Linked DNA regions of Homo sapiens: region 1 is linked to region 2. Evidence: chromatin contacts called from ENCODE Hi-C or POLR2A ChIA-PET data. All regions are on one chromosome and are shown on one strand. The core of a region is the stretch at or near the end of the contact, and the rest is flanking DNA. Distances in the headings are between cores, read along the strand shown. Region 1 holds the start of CTSD (cathepsin D). Region 2 holds the start of BRSK2 (BR serine/threonine kinase 2).

Region 1 (4,313 bases), core at 1,814-4,313, 370 kb before region 2:
CCAGTCCCCCAGGGTCGGCTGACATCTCCAAGATCCCAGCCCACTGGAAAGCACGTGATAACCCCAGGTGCCAGGTCCAGGCTGGCCGTGGGCCCCCAACAGCTGGGCGGATTCTGAGGGCAAGGTGTGGACCCCCAGCAGCTGGGCAGATTCTGAGGGCAAGGGTGTCTGTCTGCTCGGGCTTCTGTGTTCAGGCTTAGAACCCCCTCAGATGAAGGGCTCTAAATGGGCGGGAAGGTGGGGCTGAGGGGGCAGCCACTCATTTGTGGCCATCAGGCAGATCCAGCTTCGGGGAGGTTCCGCAAGGGCCAAGGTCCTGATATATTTGGTTACAGAAAAGGTGGGAATTCCAATCCCGCCCGCCGAGAACCACAGAACCTCACTGCCTCTGTAAAGCGGGGTTGGGCCCATCTACCTCGCAGGGAGCTGGGAGGAGAAAACGCACCCTGGGTGAGAGCATGGGGAAGCATCCTTCATTTGGGTCCAAGCTCAGATGCCACCTTCTTGGAGGGACCTTCCTGCGGAGGTCGCTGTTGAGCACATCCCCTGGCTCCATTTCCTGTGTGACTTGGACCTGCCTTAAATGATTTGTCCCAATATCCCTTTCCTACTTACAGCGACCGCACCTCCCGCCTGGCTGTGTGCTCCAGAGCATCTGGGGAATGACCGGGCCCTCCCCTCCAACAGGCCTAATTCAGTCCCCCATGCCAGGCAGGACCAGGGCACACGAGAATGGTGAAGTCCTGGGGCAACTGTCACCATGGCCTCTGCAGGCTCAGTGTCGGGAGACCCAGTTTCTGACCTGGATACACTGCTCACCTTTGAGGTCGGGGCCTAGAGGGACGGTGCCACGTTGGAGACAGGCCTCCAGGGACAGTGCCACGTTGAAGACGGGGTTCCAGGGACGGTGCCACGTTAGAGATGGGGTTCCAGGGACAGTGCCACGTTGAAGACGGGGTTCCAGGGACGGTGCCACGTTGGAGATGGGGTTCCAGGGATGGTGCCACATTGGAGATGGGCAAGTCTGGGCTAAGGGAGGAGGGCCCAGGGTGGCCAGGGCAGGGCCCAGTGAGGTGCTGCTCTGAGGAGGTGGAGAGTGGGCGCTTGGGCAGGGGACACTTGGAGAGTAAGGATGAGGTCCATCTGGGTACCCTGGGTATAGGGAGTGTTGTTGAAAAAAAGCCAAACACTATAAAATATTTGAAGATATTTATTCTGAGCAAATGTGAGGACTATGACCTGTGAAACCACCTCAGCAGGTCCTGAGAATATGTGAGCAAGGTGGCTGGGTAACAGCTTGGCTTTATACTTTTTTTTAAAATTTTCAGGTCTTTTCTGTAGAGACAGGGTCTCACCATGTTGCCCAGGCTGATCTCAAGCTCTTCAGCTCAAGCAATGCTCCCACCTTGGCCTCCGAGTATGCTGGGATTATAGGCAACAGTCACCATGCCCGGCCTGGTTTTACGGATTTTACAGAGACAGATGTTACAGGCCAAAACCATAAATCAACATATGTAAGATATACATTGGTTCAGCCTAGAAACAGGGTTGGCAGGGGCAGCTTCCAGGTCATAGGGGATTCAAAGATTTCCTGATTGGCAAGTGGTTGAAAGAGTTATGTTTTGCCTAAAGAGTTAAAGTGGGATTACTCACGCCTGTAATCCCAGCACTTTGGAAGGCTGAGGCAGGCAGATCACCTGAGGTCAGGAGTTCGAGACCAGCCTGGCCAACATGGTGAAACACCATCTCTACTAAAAATACAAAACATATATACACATATACATGTATATATATATACACATATACATGTATATATATACACATATACATGTATATATATACACATATACATGTATATATATACACATATACATGTATATATATACACATATACATGTATATATATACACATATATACACATATACATGTATATATACACATATATACACATATACATATATGTATATACATATATAGTGTATATATATACGTATATATATGTGTATATATACACTATATATGTGTGTGTGTGTATATATATATATACATACGTGTGTGTATATATACATATTAGCCAGGCGTGGTAGCACGCGCCTGTAATCCCAGCTACTTAGGAGGCTGAGGCAGGAGAATCGCTTGAACCCAGGAGGTAGAGGTTGCAGTGAGCCGAGATCATGCCACTGCACTCCAGCCTGGGCCACAGAGCGAGATTCTGTCTCAAAAAAAAAAAAAAAAAAAAAAGAGTTGACGTGAGTGGACAAAAGGTGCCCGACCTCCTAAGGGAAGGAGCTTCTCTAGAAAACGCGAATTTCGCCCCCTCAAGAGACAGCTGTGCAGTGCCATATCAAAACATGTGAAAGGAATGTATTTTAGGGTGGAATACTTTGCCTGCCTTCGGGCCTGCTGTCTGCCACGTGAGGCTGTGCCAGTGTGAGGCTGGAATTTGGGATCTGGAGGCTAGAGCCATCGGTGAGGCCTGAGTCTCTAAGCACAGCGCCCAGAGGGAGAGGGCGGAGCGGGTCCGACCCCCTTTGCGGCAGGGCCTGAGCTGGTTTTCCAGGTTTCTCTGGAAGCCCTGTAGAGGAGCGGAGGGTCCATTCGGTGGGCTGGGGACTTTGAATTTAACCTTGGTTTGCAAGAGGCTTCCAGAGAGGATGTCTGGGAGCGTCTCGGAGGGGGACGAGGGGGCGCCGGGAGGAGCAGGTGCAGGAGCCCACGGCGCAGCGCCCCGCGCAGGCCTGGACGCGGGGACGGCCGCGGCGGCCGGGACAGGGGTCACCCCGCGGGGCCCTCCAGGGTGGGCCGCCCCACGACCCCAGGCCAGGCCGAAACGGGAATCCTCCAGACCCCAGAAGCTGGGCCGGGCTGACCCCGCGGGCGCGAGCGGCGGGAACTGTAGGCGCGGCAGGCGCACCACCACCCCGCCCCCCGCCCGGGCGCTGTGCGCGTGCGCCGAGGTTGCCCCGCCCAGGCCAGGCCCCGCTCCGCCCCGCCCCGCGCACGCCGGCCGCGCCCACGTGACCGGTCCGGGTGCAAACACGCGGGTCAGCTGATCCGGCCCAACTGCGGCGTCATCCCGGCTATAAGCGCACGGCCTCGGCGACCCTCTCCGACCCGGCCGCCGCCGCCATGCAGCCCTCCAGCCTTCTGCCGCTCGCCCTCTGCCTGCTGGCTGCACCCGCCTCCGCGCTCGTCAGGTGAAGCCTCAGGGGCCGGGGCTCAGGGACGGGCAGGGGTCGCGGCGCCGAGGTCCCGGGGCCTGTGGTGACTTTCGCGCTCCCCTGTGGCCCCCACGAGCCCCTTGCGCCCCCCGCGCTGGAATGCACCTGTGCCGCCCTGCGCGGCCTCCTGCACGGACCACCCGCCTACGGGGCGCCGGGCTCCGGAGGTGCAGGGGACCCGGGGCAGAGGCGCCAGATGCCTCTCCCCCATATGCCACCCTGGGTTGTACCTTGAGGACTGCAGACTGACCGCAGCCTCCCTGGAGACGGGGCGGGGCGGGGGGAGGTAGTGCTCATTCGGGGCAGGTGGAATTGGGGTCTGTACTGAGCGCCCTTGTTGCTGGAGACCTAGGTCAGGCCTCAGAGCCCCCGAGTCTGGGCGAGTCCATTTCCTTAGGGACCCCTTTACCACCTGTGAACTGGGGGCTTTAAAAGTTTGCTCCAGCGGCTCTTATCACAGGCCCTGGGCTGGGAGACCCCTCGAGACCCTAGGAGTTCCCATGTCCCTGAGAGAGGAGGAGGCATGGGGAGTGGGTCGGCTCACCCACCCCGGGCCTGGGGTTGTGCTGTAGTGAGGCCCACACGCTCCTCAGGCCGATCCCCTGTGCCAGGTGAGGCCACCGATTGGGCCTGGATGGGATGGGGCCCGGCCATGCCTGACCAGCTGGGCAGAGGAGGGCCATGCTGCAGTCTGCTTTCTTGACCCCCTCCCCAGCCCTTGCAAGGCAGCCCGCATTCCCAGGAGGGGTATGCTGACCCATCCCATTGGGCACCTGCCCCACCCTTGCTCTGGGCCTTTGTGGGAGACCTGGGATCTGCGATGGGTCCACTGCCTTTTGGCAGGTGGGTGAGGTCAGAAGGCTGCAGGGGCTGGAGCTGGCTGGGCCAGCTGGGTAGGACTGAGCCTCACCAAAGGCTGTGGGGAATGGCCCGGGGGCGGGTAGCCCCAATTAAAGTCGTTGTGGGGGAGTAGCCACAAGCCTGAGCCTGCCTTGACCTTGCCAGCCTATCCACAGGCCTCCCCTCTCCAAGGAGGACAGACACAGCAGAGGGGAAACGATCCTGGGGCTTCTTGGAGGGAAGGGTAGCTG
Region 2 (4,459 bases), core at 1,341-3,840:
CAGTGGCCACCTCAAGTCGAGCAGCTCCTCCTTCCAAGGTCTCAGGCTGAGAGAGATGAACAGAGAGGGCCAAACAAAGCTGCCAGCCACAGACACGGGGAAGGGGCTGGAGTCGCGTCCACACCAATGGCCCCCCAAGCAAGGCCTCCACAGCTCCCCTGTGGCCAGGTCCCTGGAAGGAGAAGCGTTCTCAACGGCAGGATCAGATCGTCCTCGGGTGGTGGCGGCCAGAAGCCCAGCCTCCCGTTCTCCCACGGAGGTCTCCTGGCAGGAAGCCTATCTCCCTCTTGAGCTTGGGACCTGGCAGCTCTCCTGGCATCTGGTGCCAAGTGGCCCAGCACACACACTCCAGGCCCCATGTCCACCCAACTCCTGGTGACCCTTCAGCAGCAGCAACAGAAGACGCACAGAAATGGTGGCCTTCTCCAGGGCCCTCCCGGTGACACGCTTGCGCTCTGCCCGTCATAACTCGGGAGAGAGGGGCCGCTTTGTGCCCCCCCTCGAGCTGTTTTCTAAATATCTCTCTCAGCACGTTGTAGACACACACAGCCCATCCTTTTGTATTCATTACTGTTAATTACAGTGGAAACCTCCCGTAATTAACTGCCGCCAGCAGAATGCCATGAAGAGTGGAGACCAGCCCCTACCCACCGAGGCCGCGCACAGCACATAACTCATCGTGTCTTCATTTACACGCAGATGTTTCCTTATAATAACATTTTATTGGGACCGTAATTGGATTATCTCACTGACTCCTGCATCCTGCTGCCCTGGGCCCCTCCTTCACCACGGATTTCACACACTAGTTTTTCTTTCCGGGAAAGACGAGAATTTTGAACTCAGGTGACATGGGCTGAATGCCACCTCCTTCTCCAACCCAGGCTGCACCACCCCACCTGCCCAGGTCCTGCCCTGTGGCCAGGGGCCCTTCCGTGCCGTGGCGGGTGGCGGAAGGCTGTGCACCCAAGGTGAGGCAGCTCCCCTGAACCCCTCAGTCTAAACCCCTTCCTGCAGCTCTGCCGTAGTTACATCACAGCCACGGCCCTCCCCCAAGAGCCTGGGCCTGGCCCACTTTCTTTCCCCAACGCCACCTCCCAGCTCCTCCTCTGTGCAGCCGTGAGGGGCTGAGCCTCCACCCTGCACCAGCGCTCTCCTCCTCCTTCCCTCCACCCCTGCCCGCCCGGGTCTAAGGAACTTCTCGGATTGGAAGGGAGAGGCAGTGCCGTGGGACCTCGGGGACACCAAGAGACAGGCCGGTCCTGAGAGAAGAAAGAAAATGGCTGAGCCCCAGCCTCCACAAAGGCGACTCTGTGAATGTGCCTGACCAGATGAAGGGCTAGCCAAACCCAGCGGGCCGGGGAGAGTTGGCCACATGCGAGGGTAGCTGGGTTGCCTCTGGCCTGGGTTCGGCCCCGCAGGGACCCGGCCTGTTCCCTAGAATGACAGCCAGGCCCCACCGGGAAGCCCCCTCCACCGGCAGGCCGCGGGGCTGCTCCACGGGTCAGGTCCCACGCACTTCTGGTCCCAGCACCAATGGCCTCTCCCTGCCCCGTGGGAATGCAGGTCACAGACGCTCCGCCCGCCCGAGCCCGAGCCGGAGCAGCGCAAGGCGCTGTCCAGCCCTCTGCAGGTCCCCGCACTCTCCCGCCCCCACCGCGGAGGGAGATCGGGCCTGCCCGGAGGCCCCGGTGGCCGGCGCGCGGAGGTGGGAGTCCCGCCGGGGGCGCAGCTGCTCGGGCAGCACGCCTATTAGCGCGGCCGCGGCAGACGGCAGATGGGCGCCCGCGCGGCCCCCTCCTCCCGCGGCACAATGGGCCCGGTCGCTGGGGCGCACAATGCGGCCCGGGCCGCGCACCTGCAGCGGGGCCCGAGGGGCGCCGTCCCGTGCGCCCCTGTCCGCCTGCGCGCCCCGCGCCGCGCCGCGTGTCCTTGGGCCGCGCCCGGCCGACCGCAGCCAAGCGGCCTGCGGGATCCGCGGCGGAACCGGGGCGCACGAGCGGACGGGGGCGCACGGGCCGCCCATTGTTCGCGGCCGGGGCCCGGGCCGGGCCTGCGGCTTCGCGGCCGGGGCCTCCCTCGGGCGCCCCCCACCCAGCGCGCTGCCAGCGCGGCCTCCCCGGCCCCGGTCCCCGCCCCGGCCGCACGCACCTGTCTGCCCCTTGCCCAGCGTCTTCTCCAGCCGGTAGGGCCCAACATACTGCGCGTGCTGCGCGCCGCCGTCCTTCCCCGTCGATGTCATCGCTCTGGGGCCCGGCGCCGGCCAGGGGCGCCCGGGCGCGCGGGCAGGGAGGGGCCGCCCAGCGTCCGCCCGCGTCCGCCGAGTGCCGTCCGCGCCGACCCGGCCGGGGCGCCCCCGCGGGCCCCGCTGCTTCGCGCCGCCCGCGTCCGCCCGCGCCGCCGCCCCCCGCGTCCACTCCGACGCGGCAGTCCGAGGCCTGGCCCGCGGCGACGCCTCCGCCTCGTCGAGAGGACAGGGCGGGCGGGGGCACCTGGCTTCCGCCGCCGCCGCCGCCGCCGCCGCCGAGGCCCGCGCCCCGCGCCCCGCGCCCCCAGCGCACGCCCGTCAGCGGCCGCGCAGCCGAGCCGAGCCGAGCCGAGCCGAGCCGTGCAGCTGAGCCGAACAGCCGAGCCCAGCAGCCGAGCCGAGCCGAACAGAGCCGAGACGAGCCGAGCCGCGCAGCTGAGCCGAACAGCCGAGCCCAGCAGCCGAGCCGAGCCGAACAGAGCCGAGCCGCGCAGCCGAGCCATGTAGCCAAGCCGAACAGCCGAGCCCTGTAGCCAAGCCGAACAGCCGAGCCGAACAGCGGAGTCGAGCGCAGCTGAGGGGAGCCGAGCCGGGCCGCGCAACGGAGCCGAGTCGACACGAGCCTGTACGAACGCAGCGGGATGCCGTGGCGGCGGCAAGCGGTGCCCGCGCCGGCCAATCAGCGCCTCCCCACCCCGCCCCGCCGCTACGAGCGCTCGGGGAGACTCTAGGGGGCGAGGCGAGGCCAGGGCGAGGCCGGGACCTGGGAGCCTCCAGCCCGCCGGCTGCCACGTCCGGTCCCACCAGGCAGCAGAGCTCCCGCTGCCGCCCGACCCGCCATTAAGGCGCATCCCGGGACGGAGCAGGCAGTGGGCCCATGGCGAGGGGGTGCAGATGGCTGCCCTGGACGGGGGTTTTACCCTGCAGGGCGTGACCCCGGGTGTCCCAAAGAGTTTCCCGCCCCTCGAGGGGGTGCTGCACGCGCGGGGGATGGGGATGCTGCCCTGGAGGGGGGCGAGTGTTGCATGCGGGGCGGGAGTGCTGTACTGGGGAGAGGTGCTGTATTCGGGGCAGGGGTGCTGCACACATGGGGGGTGCTGCACGCCAGCGAGGGGCATGCTGCGCTGGAGGGGGCGGGTGTTGCATGCAGGGCGCGGATGCGGCACACGTGGCGGGGGGGCTGCATGGGAGTCTGTGGGGCTACTGCACGCGGGCGTTGTCCAAGCAGAGATTGTGCACCCCCAGGGAGGACGTGGCCCTCCGCCTCCGCTCCCGAGGGAGAAGCGGCGGTTTTCCCAGTTATGCCACAGTGACCTGCGCGGCGCGGAGTCAAGGAACTCACCTGGGATCCGGCCGCAGCGCCCTGGCGCCTCCCGGCCCTTGCTACCGACCCCTCTTTCAGGTTGAGCAGCTGGGCAGGGGTTGCCGGGAGCAGCCTTTGGAGGTCTAAACACAGGCAGCCGAAGAGGCAGCCAGACCTGGACGGACCCTCTGTTTCTTTGCAGAAAAACACTGGTATTTCCTTAAGCCCGTGCTGCAGAAGGTGGTGGGAGGGGAGAGGTGAGGGAGACCCGGAACGCTGCAGAAGTGGGGGTCCCAGATCTTGCCCGTGTATGGTCTGCGGGCAACGTTTCCCCTGCGGGCTCTGCCACACACTGCTGCTGACCGTGGTCCGCTCCCCACGCTGGTAAGCCCGTATGAGCTCAGGAAACTGCGGGGTCTTCCCAGTGCGCCCTCCTGCTCTTTGGGCTGTCTGTATTTCCAGCTGGGGAGGGGAGTGGGCCCCAAAGCACCTGTCCACTCTCGGCCTGCACCCGCCCGCCCTGCTTCCCTTCAAATGCTGTGGACTAAGGGTCCTCCCTACCCAATTCTGGGGCCTCTGAGCATGAGCAATCAGGGCCCCACCAGTGGGGGCAGGGGAGGGGGGCTGAGAGCATGGGACAGAGGCAGAGGGCACTCCCCTTTCCCCCGCTGCTGCTGCTGTGAGTGGGGACAGCAGACATTTTTAGCTGAATGTAGACTGGGACCTCCAGCTGGAGAAACTGTCAAGCAGTGAGGTCTGGCTGGAGGCTGACTGGGAGTGGTCTGGTCCAGGTGCCAACAGAGGCCGAGGGTGTGCAGGAGACCAGGAGAGGGCGTCAGGCCACAGCCAGAGGGCAGGGGCACTTGACCTGAGATGCCCTCTCTCTGCTGCCATGGTCACCTGGCCTCCCA

The links. Hi-C counts contacts between places; a loop is a spot of excess contacts on that map. ChIA-PET counts read pairs that join two places held with the same protein, here RNA polymerase II (POLR2A). Pooled maps may share reads with other maps.
Region 1: a pooled map shows a loop between it and region 2 (12-fold over the local background). The contact joins the promoter of CTSD here to the promoter of BRSK2 in region 2. A Hi-C loop is called at or near these places in 7 of 50 pooled maps. POLR2A ChIA-PET finds 5 or more read pairs at or near these places in 3 of 52 experiments (A549, OCI-LY7 and WTC11).

The regions. Positions count from the first base shown.
Region 1 is chr11:1,762,677-1,766,989 of GRCh38, reverse strand. CTSD (cathepsin D) reads left to right here and starts at 3,063. Exons shown (of 9, transcript NM_001909.5): 1 at 3,063-3,198. The coding sequence starts at 3,131. RefSeq lists silencers at 2,684-3,153, 3,404-3,493.
Region 2 is chr11:1,388,065-1,392,523 of GRCh38, reverse strand. BRSK2 (BR serine/threonine kinase 2) reads right to left here and starts at 2,590. Exons shown (of 20, transcript NM_001256627.2): 1 at 2,149-2,590. The coding sequence starts at 2,239. RefSeq lists a silencer at 2,824-3,193.